Linked DNA regions of Homo sapiens: regions 1 and 2 are each linked to region 3. Evidence: chromatin contacts called from ENCODE Hi-C or POLR2A ChIA-PET data. All regions are on one chromosome and are shown on one strand. Each heading gives the region's core, a stretch centred on a gene start or an enhancer-like site at or near the end of the contact. The rest is flanking DNA. Distances are from core to core; before and after follow the strand shown.

The links. Hi-C counts contacts between places; a loop is a spot of excess contacts on that map. ChIA-PET counts read pairs that join two places held with the same protein, here RNA polymerase II (POLR2A). Pooled maps may share reads with other maps.
Region 1: a loop to region 3 is called in a map of naive thymus-derived CD4-positive, alpha-beta T cell, with 17 times the contacts of the local background. The contact joins the promoter of MICALL2 here to the promoter of SNX8 in region 3. A Hi-C loop is called at or near these places in 1 of 168 maps with a recorded cell type or tissue (naive thymus-derived CD4-positive, alpha-beta T cell), 2 of 37 single-sample maps with no recorded cell type and 14 of 50 pooled maps. POLR2A ChIA-PET finds 5 or more read pairs at or near these places in 1 of 52 experiments (CD4-positive, alpha-beta T cell).
Region 2: a map of CD8-positive, alpha-beta T cell shows a loop between it and region 3 (15-fold over the local background). The contact joins the promoter of GNA12 here to the promoter of SNX8 in region 3. A Hi-C loop is called at or near these places in 1 of 168 maps with a recorded cell type or tissue (CD8-positive, alpha-beta T cell), 1 of 37 single-sample maps with no recorded cell type and 9 of 50 pooled maps. POLR2A ChIA-PET finds 5 or more read pairs at or near these places in 1 of 52 experiments (activated naive CD4-positive, alpha-beta T cell).

What each region holds. Positions count from the first base shown.
Region 1 is chr7:1,456,805-1,461,151 of GRCh38, reverse strand. MICALL2 (MICAL like 2) reads left to right here and starts at 1,682. Exons shown (of 17, transcript NM_182924.4): 1 at 1,682-1,968. The coding sequence starts at 1,826. It overlaps MICALL2-DT (MICALL2 divergent transcript), which reads right to left and starts at 1,233. Exons shown (of 2, transcript XR_001745046.2): 1 at 885-1,233. RefSeq lists enhancers at 1-219, 1-307, 308-859, 2,283-3,005, 3,006-3,728 and a silencer at 1,190-1,909.
Region 2 is chr7:2,842,541-2,846,891 of GRCh38, reverse strand. It overlaps GNA12 (G protein subunit alpha 12), which reads left to right and starts at 2,584. Exons shown (of 4, transcript NM_007353.3): 1 at 2,584-3,039. The coding sequence starts at 2,731. RefSeq lists enhancers at 2,091-2,220, 2,203-2,497, 2,460-3,277 and silencers at 2,391-2,720, 3,061-3,110.
Region 3 is chr7:2,311,526-2,315,871 of GRCh38, reverse strand. It overlaps SNX8 (sorting nexin 8), which reads left to right and starts at 1,431. Exons shown (of 11, transcript NM_013321.4): 1 at 1,431-1,544. The coding sequence starts at 1,451. RefSeq lists enhancers at 326-826, 827-1,327, 3,072-3,201, 3,242-3,321, 3,522-3,691 and 1 more and silencers at 1,146-1,415, 1,516-1,755.

The sequences.
Region 1 (4,347 bases), core at 433-2,932, 850 kb after region 3:
AAGGGAGCTGGGCCCTAACGCCTGTCCACCCCTGTGTCCCCCATCCCCCACTAATTCCCCCCGCCCACTGCCCCGCTGCTTCTGCTTCTTGATCTCTCCCTTCTTTTCCAGCTCTTCCGGTTCTCCTAACCGTTGCCCTGGGAGTCAAGAAAACCCGGTGCCAGGACCGGCTCCGGCTGTGCTGGCACGATATCCCCTGACATCCGCAGGTCAGGGACTGTGGCGGAGCAGCGGTTAGGGCCAGCCACATTCCCAGGCCACAAGGGCTCCCTGCCTAGCAGCTGCTTGCATGCCCCTGGTGACGGGGAGCTCACCACCTACACACAGGCCTCACTGACACTTAGGCAGCTGGCCATGAACACTACGGTGTCTCACCAGGGACCAGCCTCAGAAAAGATCTGGAACAGCACCATTGGCTGGGGTTGGAAGACCTCAGTTTCTCCTCCTCCCAAGGGGCACAGAGAAGCTGCCCTGACTCCCTGCCAGGGGCTACTGCGGGAAAACACCTTCCTTCCTGCAGGCCCTGCCCAGACAAGCCCTGGCCCCACAGCCAGGAGGGTAGGCCCCCCTCACATGGCTGGTGTCAGTGATTCCGCCCTCGTCCAGCCCCCGTGGCCACAGACAAGGTTCCCCAAGGATAACGGGGCCAGGGGCCAGTCTGGGATAATTTAGGGCCCCAGCAGAGGGACTTTCCTTATTTCTTCTGTCACAGCTCAAAGTGGAAAATTGGAACTACCCTGCAAGTCAGCCTGAGGAATCTCCTGCCCCAGGAACAGATCCTGCCCACAGGCCCCCAGAAGAAAAGCACAGGCCAGCTGTGCAACTCCGGCTCCACGGCCCCCTTCCTGGCCTCAGTTTCTCCTCTGGCAATGCCCAGGCCTCACCTCTGCCTTGCCTGGAACCCCCGCTGGCATGTAGCGGCCTGGAAAGAGAAACCAGATGCGGACGTCCTTTGAAACCCTGAAACACAAGGCGCCTCCTGCTCCCCGGGAGGCCGGGCTGCCGAGGGCTGAGGCCCTAGACAGGGCAGGGTGTTCGAGCCTCAGTGTCCCCGTTTGTCAACGGCCTTTCCTGCCTCTTCTCCATGGCGGTGGGGTGAGATGGTGGTGGGAGGTGGGGCGGCGAAAAAGAAAATTCCAGGTCTCCGCAGGGGTCCAGAATGGCAGGACCCCCAAGCAGACCGCGCCCCTTCACCGGTTGGGGGTCTCGGCCCTCAGCGGCGGGGCGGGGCCTGGGGAGGGGCCAGGCGGCGTGGGGCGGGGCCTGTCGGGCGGGACCTGACAGCGTGGGGGCGGGACTTACCAGGAGGCGGGACGTGCCTAGGGCGCGAGCCCGTACTGGGGCCGGGCGGCGTGGGGCGGGGCCTCTCGGGAGGCAAAACCTGGAGGCTGGGGGCGGGGCCTGTCCGGAGTCGGGGCCTGCCTGGAGCGGGAGCCTGTGCCGGGGCCAGGAGGCGTGGGAACGGGGCCTATCAGGAGGCAGGACCCGGCGGCTGGGGGCGGGGCCTGTCGGGAGGTGGGGCCTGCCTGGGCGGGAGCCTATGCCGGGGCTGGGAGGTGTGAGGACGGGGCCTATCCGGAGGCAGGACTTGGCGGCTGGGGGCGGGGCCTACAAGGAGGCGGGGCCGGCGGGGGCGGGGCCGGGCTCGGCTTCTCTTAGGGACCCGGCACTCGTCGCCCTCAGTCCGGCTCAGCTGGGGCTGGGCGCCGTGGGTCTGGCGGTTCCGTAGCGGTCCCAGCGTCTGTCCCGCCGGCCGGGCGGTCGCGGCACAGCCGCGGGAAGGTGTCGGAGGGCGGTTCCGCCGCGCGGCGGGCGCGCCGCCCACATGGCGGCCATCAGGGCGCTGCAACAGTGGTGCCGGCAGCAGTGCGAGGGCTACCGCGACGTGAATATCTGCAACATGACCACGTCGTTCCGCGACGGCCTGGCTTTCTGCGCCATCCTGCACCGCCACCGGCCCGACCTCATGTAAGTCCTGCCTGGCGCCCTTTGATTCTTCTGCTGTTCGGCTGCGCGCTGACACGGGCGGGGAAACTGAGGCCCGGGCGGCTGGGGGATGGGGAGCCGAGGCGTGGGACTGGGCAGGCACAGCCCACCGTGCAGCCCCCCGAGGCTGTCCTCAGTGGCCTCAGTGTGCCCGGACACCGAATGCAGCTGGGCCAGAGCCATGGCATCCCCCGCCCGCCGGCTGAGTCAGACGTGACTCAGGGCGGCTCCTGGGCCCTGGCTTCAGTCCAGTCCCCCTCTGTGTCCCTGGGAAAGGCCAGCAGAGCTGCCTCTTTGGGCCCTCCGAGGCTCTCACTGCCCAGGGGCCTGGCCACCAGATGGGGTCCCTGGATAGCCCTCGTATGGGCACTGACCCTCCCCCAGCCTGTTCAGGCCCCTGGGGGGATGTGGCCAGGGCCACTGTGGGGGAGCGGCCAGTGCAGGGCAGGAAGCCCCCAGACCCCAGGTGCTGCTGCCAGCCGGGCCTCTGAGGCCCCGGGTGATAGGGCCCGAGATGGAGAACAGCCCCCATCTCTGGGAGCAGCAGGAGGTGGCAGGGGTTGAGGACTAGGCTGTCTCTCCCCAGGAGGGTCTTGGCGTGTGTAGCTGGGCAGCTGGCCCTGCCCGTTGCTGAATCTTGGCCCGAGCCTGGACCTGCTCCATTGTTTATTCACTCAGCAAACGCTCTTTGGCTAAATGACTGGGACCAGGCTTGCTGGGACAGAGATCTGTGTGTCGGGGCTGGGGGCCAGACGCTCAGGAAGGGGGGCCCTCAACGGCCACCTGCAGCCCAGGCACCTTCTGGGCAAAGCGTTCTCCTGAGTGTGTTTTTGGTGGGAAGGTCTCGGGGTTGGGAGGAGCCACAGGCAGCACCTGGGGCCTCTGTCAGGCCGCAGCTGTGCAGACCAGAGAACCGAGGCTAAGAGGAGGGGTCCTTGCTCAGGTCACACAGCCCCAGCCCGTTGCGCAGATCCGGGGCTCCTCCCCTGTGCCCCTGGACACTGTCCTGCCAGTCCCACTCTCTGCAGGAAGCTGGGGTCTTGAGCAACAGCCTCGGCCCCTGCTCTGAGGTTGTGACATGCATTCGTGGAGCCACCAGGGGCTTCCATTTGGCGTTTGGGCAGCAGCCGCTCTCCCTCGCCAGGAACGTGCCTCTGTTGCCCTTGCAGGCAGAAGATGCTGGGCACAAGGTGCGTGCTTCCACATGGAAAGCCTGACGCTGAGCTTTGAAGGAGAGGGCCAGGGACCTGGAGACTGGGAGAAGGACCCGGAATGGGGAGGAAGGCAGGCGAGACCCCACCCCCGGGGCTGCAGGGTCCTGGATGAGGCTGGCTGGTGGCTGAGCCCAGGCATCCAAGCTGGGGCCAGCCCGAAAAGCCTCTGGGGTGGGGAGAGGCGTTGCCACCGGCTGCTGGCCACCAGCTTCATGGATCACTGGTGTCGCCGGAGATTTGGGGCCCTCTGGTCCTGGGGAGCTTCTCTGTACTCCCTGCCGGCTCAGACGTGCCTGTGGGCAGTGCCCAGGGTGAGCACAGGTGCATGTGCATGCACTGGCACGGTGGTCGCTGTGTATCTCCTCAGTGCACTGACAGTTATTGAGTACCTGCTGTGTACCCAGCACTGAGTCCTGTGCCAGTTCCCCTCAGCCTCCAGATGCAGGGAGCAATGTTCCGGTCACAGAGACAGACAGGGAACAGGTAAATGAATAAAAGCCCAGGGTGGCTCCAGAGAGTGCAGAGGCCAGAACAGGAAGGAGGCGGGAGAGAGAGGAGGCCCTCTGCCCCCAGCTCCGGTGGGTGTGGAGTTACCCAAGCTGTGGCTGACTTGGTTCTGTCCCCACTGGACTGTCAGCTCCAGAGGGTGGGGGCTCTGTTTTGTTCACTGCTGCACCCCTGGTGCCTGGAACTGGGCTCGGTAGATACCAGCACATGGTTGGAGTTCTGCAGATAAGGGCCTTTCAGTTGGGGTTCAGTAGATATGGTAGGAGCTTAGTAGGTGCCCACGTGCAGAAGGACAGAGGAGAAGGCCATGTGCCCTTGGAGGCAGAGATCAGAGAGGTGCAGCCACAAGCCAAGGGTGTCCTGGGCTGGAAGAGGCAGGAAGGACCCTCCCCGAGAACCTCCTTAGGCAGCAAGGCCCAGCCCACACCTTGATGTCGGAGTCCGGCCTCCAGAGCCGTGAGAAAACAAATTCCTGGTGTTTTAAGCCCCAGAGTTTGTGGCAATTTGTTACGGCAGTAGGAAGAAGCTAGTACAGGCTTCCATGGGTGTTGGGGCGTGGGGGCCTCTGTAGACCCTGGCTGATGGAAAACCCGGAGTGTCATGGGGGTCGGGTGTGCACCAGGGTGTGGGGACATGCGCT
Region 2 (4,351 bases), core at 1,335-3,834, 530 kb before region 3:
AGCAATTCTCATGCCTCAGCCTCCTAAGTAACTGGAATTACAGGCGTTCACCACCATGCCTGGCTCATTTTGGTATTTCTAATAGAGATGGAGGTTTCACCATGTTGGCCAGGCTGGTCTCAAACTCCTGGCCTCAAGTGATCTGCCCACCTCAGCCTCACAAAGTGCTGGGATTACAGCCTCACAAAGTGCTGGGATTACATGGTGTGAGCTACCATGCCAGACCTAGTATTTGGCCTTCCCGTTTTTGTTTTTTTTTTTTTGTTTTTTTGAGGCAGAGTTTTGCTCTTGTTGCCCAGGCTGGAGTGCAATGGTGCGATCTCGGCTCACTGCAACCTCCGCCTCCCGGGTTCAATCAATTCTCCTATCTCAGCCTCCCCAGTAGCTGGGATTACAGGCGCCCGCCACCACACCCAACCAAGTTTTGTATTTTTTAGTAGCGACAGGGTTTCGCCATGTTGGCCAGGCTGGTCCTGAACTCCTGACCTTAGATAATCTGCCTGCCTTGGCCTCCCAAAGTGCTGGGATTACAGGCATGAGCCACCGTGCCCAGCCATATTTGGCCTCCTATGGGAGGTCATTTCCACAAACAAGCAAGACTTTCTAATCATTTTCCAAGGATTACAAAATCTTGACTCATAAGTGATACAAATTCATGGCATGATTTGTAGTATTTGTAGCAAGTGACAAATAATACATATTATGTGCATTCAAGGTTGTCAGGGAGTTGGTTTTTGTTTTGTTTTGTTTCTGAAACAGGGTCTTGCTCCGTTGTCCAGGCTGGAGTACAGTGGCACGATCATAGGTCACTGCACCCTTGACCTCCTGGGCTCAAGTGATCCTCCCACCTCAGCATCTCAAACTGCTGGGACTGTAGTTGTGAGTCACCGTGCCCAGCCTTCTGGGGAGTTTAGATCTGTGACTAAGCAAAAAGAACAAATCTGGAGGCATCACTTTACCTGACTTCAAACTATACTATAAGGCTATCGTCACAAAAACAGCATGGTACTAATATAAAAATAGGCACAGAGACCAATGGAACATAATAGAGAACCCAGAAATGAAGCCAAATACTTACAGCCAACTGATCTTCAACAAAGCAAATGAAAACAAAGTGGGGAAAGGACAGCCTATTCAGCAAATGGTGCTGAGATAATTGGCAAGCCACATGTAGAAGAATAAAACTGGATCCTCGTCTCTCACGTTATACAAAAATCAACTCAGGATAGATCAAAGACTTAAATCTACAACCTGAAACCATAAACATTCTAGAAGATAACATCGGAAACATCCTTCTAGACGTTGGCTTAGGCAAAGACTTTGTGACCAAGAACCCAAAAGCAAATGCAACAAAAACAAAGATAAATAGATGGGACTTAATTAAACTAAAAAGCTTCGGCACTGCAAAAGAAATAATCAGCAGAGTTAACAGACACCGCACAGAGATTGGACTTTGGGGACTCAGGGTAAAAGGTGGGGGGTGGCGAGAGATAAAAGACTACACACTGGGCCAGGCGCGGCGGCTCACGCCTTTAATCTTAAGGGATACCTGAGCTCCTTCTAGGAGGTTCTGATTCAGTAGATCTGGGAGAGTCAAGAATCTGTAATCAGCTGATCTCTATCAAGAGCTGATTTTGGGCTAGCTCACGTGCTAAGTGTTTGGTAAGTTCATGTTCTCAGTTTATATCTTCATGACGATTTGAGCAATGTCAAGCCATAACCAATGTCGTCAATGACACCCCCGTTTTACAGATGAGGAAACGGAAGCTAAGAACATCCAAAAGGGTTTGTTGGGGGGGGTGGGGAAAGCTGCTAAAAAAAGTTATGCAACTAGTACACCTAGTAACTGGTCGACTGGAGATTCCAACTCAGGCCCAGCAACTCCAGACCCCACTCTCTCAATCACTGTGAGACATAAGACTTTTGGGGGAGCTTCTGGTGATTTTAGTGATTAGTCAGCTTTTCGCAAAGCCTCCTAGAAGCCCATGCCACTCTCAAAGGGTGCATGTGTTTGAAATTTATGGCCCATCCCCCTCCAGTGTTTCTGGAAGGAAAATAGTGTAGAAACAAGATCATCGGAGGGAATACGACGAGCAGCTGAACCTCTTATCAGCATTTCCCAGCCTTTGGGCTACTCCGCGAGGTCCTGGTCTCACAGGCGGACCCAATCTGGGAACCAAGGGAGAATCTTTCTGTACACCTGGCACTTCTCGTCACGCCCCGTCCCCCGAACACCCAATCCAAAGCCCGTTGGGCACGTCTGATGTCCACTCAGAGCAATTATAATTGGCCATGGCGGACGATCGCTCCGCCTCCCGGGCGACCCCGCCTCCCTTTCATTCTGAAAGAAAGAACCTCAGCCTGGGCGTCCAATGAGAAGCGCCTTCACCTCAAAGATCCCGCCTCTTTCGGCGTCGACCCCGCCCCGAGGCCGGAAGGGATGCCCGCCTCCCTTGGCGAGATGAGCCAATCGAAGGGCTCTCACGGCCAGATGGACGGCAGCCGGCCCAATCCGCCGGGCCTCACGCGGCGCCGCCCGCCCCTCCGCCGGGCCCGAGTGGCGGCCGGGCGACGAGTGCGGGCCTCGGAGCGACTGCAGCGGCGGCGGCGGACGCGGCCTGAGGCGAGCGGCGGGGCGTGGGGCGGTGCCTCGGCCCGGGCTCGCCCTCGCCGGCGGGAGCGTCCATGGCCCCCGGGCGCCGGCGGGGCGCGGCCGCGGCCTGAGGGGCCATGTCCGGGGTGGTGCGGACCCTCAGCCGCTGCCTGCTGCCGGCCGAGGCCGGCGGGGCCCGCGAGCGCAGGGCGGGCAGCGGCGCGCGCGACGCGGAGCGCGAGGCCCGGAGGCGTAGCCGCGACATCGACGCGCTGCTGGCCCGCGAGCGGCGCGCGGTCCGGCGCCTGGTGAAGATCCTGCTGCTGGGCGCGGGCGAGAGCGGCAAGTCCACGTTCCTCAAGCAGATGCGCATCATCCACGGCCGCGAGTTCGACCAGAAGGCGCTGCTGGAGTTCCGCGACACCATCTTCGACAACATCCTCAAGGTGACGCGCGCCCCCCGCCCAGCACCTGCACCCAGGTGGGCCGGGGCGCTAACCCCCGCCCCGGGCCCCTCCGTGGTCCGCCGCCGCGGGCGGGGACCCCTGGGGCGAGGATGCTGGATCCAGCCCCGCCTGCACCCCACTCCCCCCCGACCCATTCCCCGAGGCCTGCTGGCGTCGTCTCTGCCCCACCCCGTCTCGCCCTTTTTGAGATGGGGTCTCGCTGTGTTTCCCAGGCTTGAGTGCAGTGGCGCCCTCACAGCTCACTGCAGCCTCGACCTCCCAGGCTCAAGCCCTACTCCCTCCTTAGCCTCCCGAAGTAGTGGGATTACAGGCGCGCACCACCAGCCCAGCTAATTTTTAAGTTTTTTTTTGTAGAGATGGGGTCTTGCTGTGTTGCCCAGGCTGGTCTCAGTCTCCTGGCCTCAAGTGATCCTCCTGCCTTGGTCTCCCTCAAGTGCTGGGATTATAGGCATGAGTCATGGCGCCCGGTCTGCCTCTGCCCTCTCTAGGGTGCCTGGGGACCGTGGGAGTGGGAACTCGGGCCAGCTTCTGGGGATGGGGAGTGGGGGCTTGGCACTTAGCCCCCTCCTGGATGTGCCCTAGCAGAATGGTATCTGTCCATTTCCCACTGGAAGATTTGTGGGATAGGAGCCCAACCGGCCGTGCCCTCCGGCTGAGCTTAGAAGAAGAGCAGTGGAGACTGGACGGGAACCAGCCATGAGTCTCTTTTTACTTTTCTGTTTTTTTAGAAAGGCTCTCACTCTCTTGCCCAGGCTGGTCTCAAGCCATCCTCCCACCTGGGCCTCCCAAAGTGCTGAGATTACAGGTGTGAGCCACACTTTCTAATACGAAAACTTCAAATGTATACAAAAGTAGAGAAAATAGTAGATTGACTGTAAAGTACCTACAGCCCAACTAAAGCAGTCATCAATTCTGTGCCAATCCTATTCACCTGTGCCCTCCCCATGGTCTCCAAGCAAATCCAACTTTGTGTAGTTGGATTAGGAAACGTTTTAGGATGTATATGAGTGGCTAAAAGATGAGGCCTCCATGTAAAAACACAACCGCAGTACCATTAGCAAACCTAAACATTAGTAATAGCTCATTATCACCAGATATCCAGTGTTCAGAATTCCTCCATTGTGGCATAATTGTTTTGTGTGACTCGACATGCATTGCAATGAATCTCCAGATTCTCCTGTCTCTTGCTTCCTTTTTTCTCTTCGCCATATTTGTGAAAGAAGCTGTAGAAGTCGGCCAGGTGTGATGGCTCGTGCCTGTAATCCCTGCACTTTGGGAAGCTGAGGCAGGA
Region 3 (4,346 bases), core at 182-2,681:
GAATGCAGGATGCAGTTAGTGAGTGAGTGAATGAATGCAGGATGCAGTAAGTGAGTGAGTGGGTGAATGAATGAATGCAGGATGCAGTGAGTGAATGAATGAATGTAGGATGCAGTAAGTGAGTGAGTGGGTGAATGAATGAATGCAGGATGCAGTGAGTGAGTGACTGAATGAATGCAGAATGCAGTGAGTGGGTTGGTGAATGAATGAATGCAGGATGCAGTGCGTGAGTGGGTGAATGAATGTACGAAGAAGCAGTAAGTGAGTGAGTGAGTGAATGGATGAATGAATGCAGGATGCAGTGCATGAGTGAGTGGGTGGATGAATGAATGCAGGATGCAGTGAGTGAGTGGGTGAATGAACGTATGAAGAAGCAGTAAGTGAGTGAGTGAGTGAATGGATGAATGAATGCAGGATGCAGTGCATGAGTGAGTGGGTGGATGAATGAATGCAGGATGCAGTGAGTGAGTGGGTGAGTGGGTGAATGAATGCAGGATGCAATAAGTGAGTGAATGAGTGAATGCAGGATGCAGAGAGTGAGTGGGTGAGTGGGTGAATGAATGAATGCAGGATGCAGTGAGTGAGTGGGTGAGTGGGTGAATGAATGCAGGATGCAGTGCGTGAGTGGGTGAATGAATGAATGCAGGATGCAGTGAGTGAGTGGGTGAATGAATGAATGCAGGATGCAGTGAGTGAGTGGCTGGATGAATGAATGCAGGATGCAGTGAGTGAGTGGCTGGATGAATGCAGGATGCGGTGAGTGTGTGAGTGGATGAATGAATGTAGGATGCAGTGAGTGAGTGGGTGAATGAATGAATGCAGGATGCAGTGAGTGAGTGGGTGAATGAATGAATGCAGGATGCAGTGAGTGAGTGGGTGAATGATTGCAGGATGCAGTGAGTGAGTGAGTGGCTGGATGAATGCAGGATGCGGTGAGTGAGTGTGTGAGTGGATGAATGAATGTAGGATGCAGTGAGTGAGTGGGTGAATGAATGAATGCAGGATGCAGTGCGTGGGTGAGCGAATGAGTGGGTGAGTGGATGAATGAGGAAGTGCGAGTCAGAAAACCCCAGTGTAACCGGTGAATGAGCGAACAAGGGCGTGACTGGGCGAGGAGAGATGGGAGTGAATGAGGGTGCGGTGGGTGCAGGCTTGCGCCTGAGGTAGTGCACCTGCGAGTCCGGAGGTCCAACCTGAGGGGAGGTAACCTGCGCCACCAGCAGGCTCCGTGTCCACGTGGACGGGGAGGGGCATGTGGGCGTGGCTAGGCGGGTTGTAGGCGTGGCGAGGCCGGGCGAGGAGCGCGGCGGGCCCGCAGGGGCGGACTGTGGGCGTGGCGCGCGGGGGAGGGGGCGTGACCAGGCGGGGTGTGGGCGGGGCGAGGGCGCGGCGCGGCAGGGCTGCGCGGCCGGGTGGCGCGGGAGGAAGTCACGTGGGAGCGCGGGCTCACATGACTGGCCGCGCGATGGACCCGCTGCCCGCGGCTGCAGTCGGGGCGGCAGCTGAGGCGGAGGCTGACGAGGAGGCGGATCCCCCGGCGTCAGGTAGGGCGTGGGGCGGCGGTAGCCCCCACCTGCCCAGGGCGCGCGGCCCGACCACCCCCGGCGGACGGGGCTCAGCCGCCGCGCTTGGTCCCCGACTCGTTTCCTGCCCCCGCGCCCCGCGTTCGGCCCCACGCCCCAGTCCCTCGGAGGTCCCCCTGCCCTCCTGCGCGCCTGTCCTTTGGGGGTCCCCGTGCTCTCTCGCGCCTCCGTCCCTCGGGGTCCCCTGCCCTCCTGCGCCGGGAGAGCCCTGTCCAGGTTACAGCTGGCCGCGTTCCGAGGCGCTTTCCCGGGGCTCTCAGAGGCGTCCTCGGGGACAGTTTCCTCCTCGCCCCGTTCCTGGTGCCCTGCTCTTCTGCCCTGCCTGGTCACGCTGAGCGATGGCACTGGGGGCCACTTCCCCGGACTTGGGCGCCTTTCCTAGCCACATCCTCTCTCCCAAGCTCCTGTCGGTTGTGTGGTCTTGGGCCAGTAATTTCACCTCTCGGGACCTCTGTTTTCTCATCTGTGAACCGAATCTATAGATGTGTAGCTGCTTTTCTCTCTCTTTCAAGTGATCCTCCGCCTTAGCCTCCCAAAGTGCTGGGACTACGGGCGCGTGCAGTTACGCCCGGTAATTTTTTTTATTTTTGTAGAGATGGGATCTTGCTATGTTGTCCAGGCTGGTCTGGAGCTTCTGGCCTCAAGCGGTCCTCCTGCCTTGGCCTCCCAAAGTGCTGGGAGTACGGGCATGAGCCATCGTGCCTGGCCTGTATTTCTGTCTTTTTCTTTTTTCTTTTTCTTTTCTTTTCTTTTTTTTTTTTTTTTGAGACAGATTCTCACTGTCACTCAGGCTGGAGTGCAATGGTGCGATCTCGGCTCATTGCAACCTCCGCCTCCCGGGTTCAAGCGATTCTCCTGCCTCAGCCTCCTGAGTAGCTGGGATTACAGGCATCCACCATGACACTCGGCTAAATTTTGTATTTTTAGTAGAGACGGAGTTTCACCATGTTGGCCAGGCTGGTCTCGAACTCCTGACCTCAGGTGATCCAACCACCTCAGCTTCCCAGAGTGCTGGGATTACAGGCGTGAGCCACCGCGCCTGGCCTCTTGTATTTCTCTTTAAGGGATTTGGGTTAATGAGGCTAAACATGGCTGGGCACGGTGGCTCACGCTTGTAATCTCAGCACTTTGGGAGGCCGAGGCGGGCGGATCACGAGGTCAGGAGATCAAGACCATCCTGGCTAACACGGTGAAACCCTGTCTCTACTAAAAATACAAAAAAAATTAGCCAGGCGCGGTGGCGGGCGCCTGTAGTCCCAGCTACTCGGGAGGCTGAGGCAGGAGAATGGCGTGAACCCGGGAGGCAGAGCTTGTAGTGAGCCGAGATAGCGCCACTGCACTCCAGCCTGGGCGACAGAGCGAGACTCCGCCTCAAAAAAAACAAAACAAAACAAAACAAACGAGGCTAAACATTAGAAGGAATACAGGAGGGTGCCCCTTATTTCTGGATGTTCCTTCCTGTGGTCCTAGCTGCCAGAGAAGAGATGTAGGTGGGTGTTGGTGTGAGTTACGGTTTCTTCTTGGTGGGGGGGGACAAGATTGGGGAATCCCCTTGTGGGGAGGTCTGGCAAGGTGTCGCTGAGGAGGTGATGACTGAAGTGAGCTCTGGAGGGTTGGTAGACAGTTTCTTCGTCGGCGAGAAACGGCAGCGGGGAGCAGGGGAGGGATTGTTGCATTTGGTGGGCATCCTCGATGTGAAGACTGTGTCTAGAAAGAAGGGCCTTTCAGAATGGGTCTTCAGTTATTTTTTCCTTTCCCTTGTATCAGTGTAAGGGGAGGCACGTGATAGTTCTCGCTGATTAGAACATTGTGTCCATGAAGTCACATGTTGGAGGCCAGCGTGAGTCTCAGGCGGGACCCTTTCCGAGGGGTCACTTGGGAACAGGTAGGCTGTGATTGGATCGGAATGCTGCTGCTATCTCAGCTTGTAAAGCAATTTGGCATTGCTGGAGGGGTCCTCTGCAGGTGTAGGGGACTGTGTTTCCTTCAGGCTTCACAGAAGTAGACTCCAGAGGCTACCATAATGGTGTAATTTAGAGATAGTCTGAGCGCTGTACACCTGAGGGAGCTGTGTCTCTGGGAGACCGCCCTCCCTTTGGTGTGGCCTGGAATTCCTGTAGGTAGTTGGCTTTTTCTGGGGGCAGTGGTGATTTCATCAGGAGTGCTGATGGGATCCACAGATGGGGGTTGCTGGGACAAGGCAGTGCTTCACAGTGCCCTTTCCTGTAACCAGGCAAGTCTGAAAGTGGGGCTCACAGACTCTTGGGACGTAGACTGTCCTTCTGTTTGAAACTTGGTCGTCATCCTGGCAGGTGGGTGAAGTGGTATAGCAGGTCTTTTTTTTTTTTTCTTGAGACGGAGTCTCGCTCTGTCGCCCAGGCTGGAGTGCAGTGGTGTGATCTCGGCTCACTGCAAGCTCTGCCTCCCGGGTTCATGCCATTCTCCTGCCTCAGCCTCCCGAGTAGCTGGGACTACAGGCGCCCGCCACCACGCCCGGCTAATTTTTTGTATTTTTAGTAGAGACGGGGTTTCACCATGTTAGCCAGGATGGTCTCGATCTCCTGACCTCGTGATCTAGCCGCCTCGGCCTCCCAAAGTGCTGGGATTACAGGCGTGAGCCACCGCGCCCGGCCTCGCAGGTCTTTTTACATTGAGAAAACTAAAATCCAGAGGTAAGTAATTTGCCCAAAGTGGGCAATGTCAAGGGAATGTGTGTTGATGGGGACCCTGATTGGGTGGGCTGGAGTGAGAAAACCTCAGCCT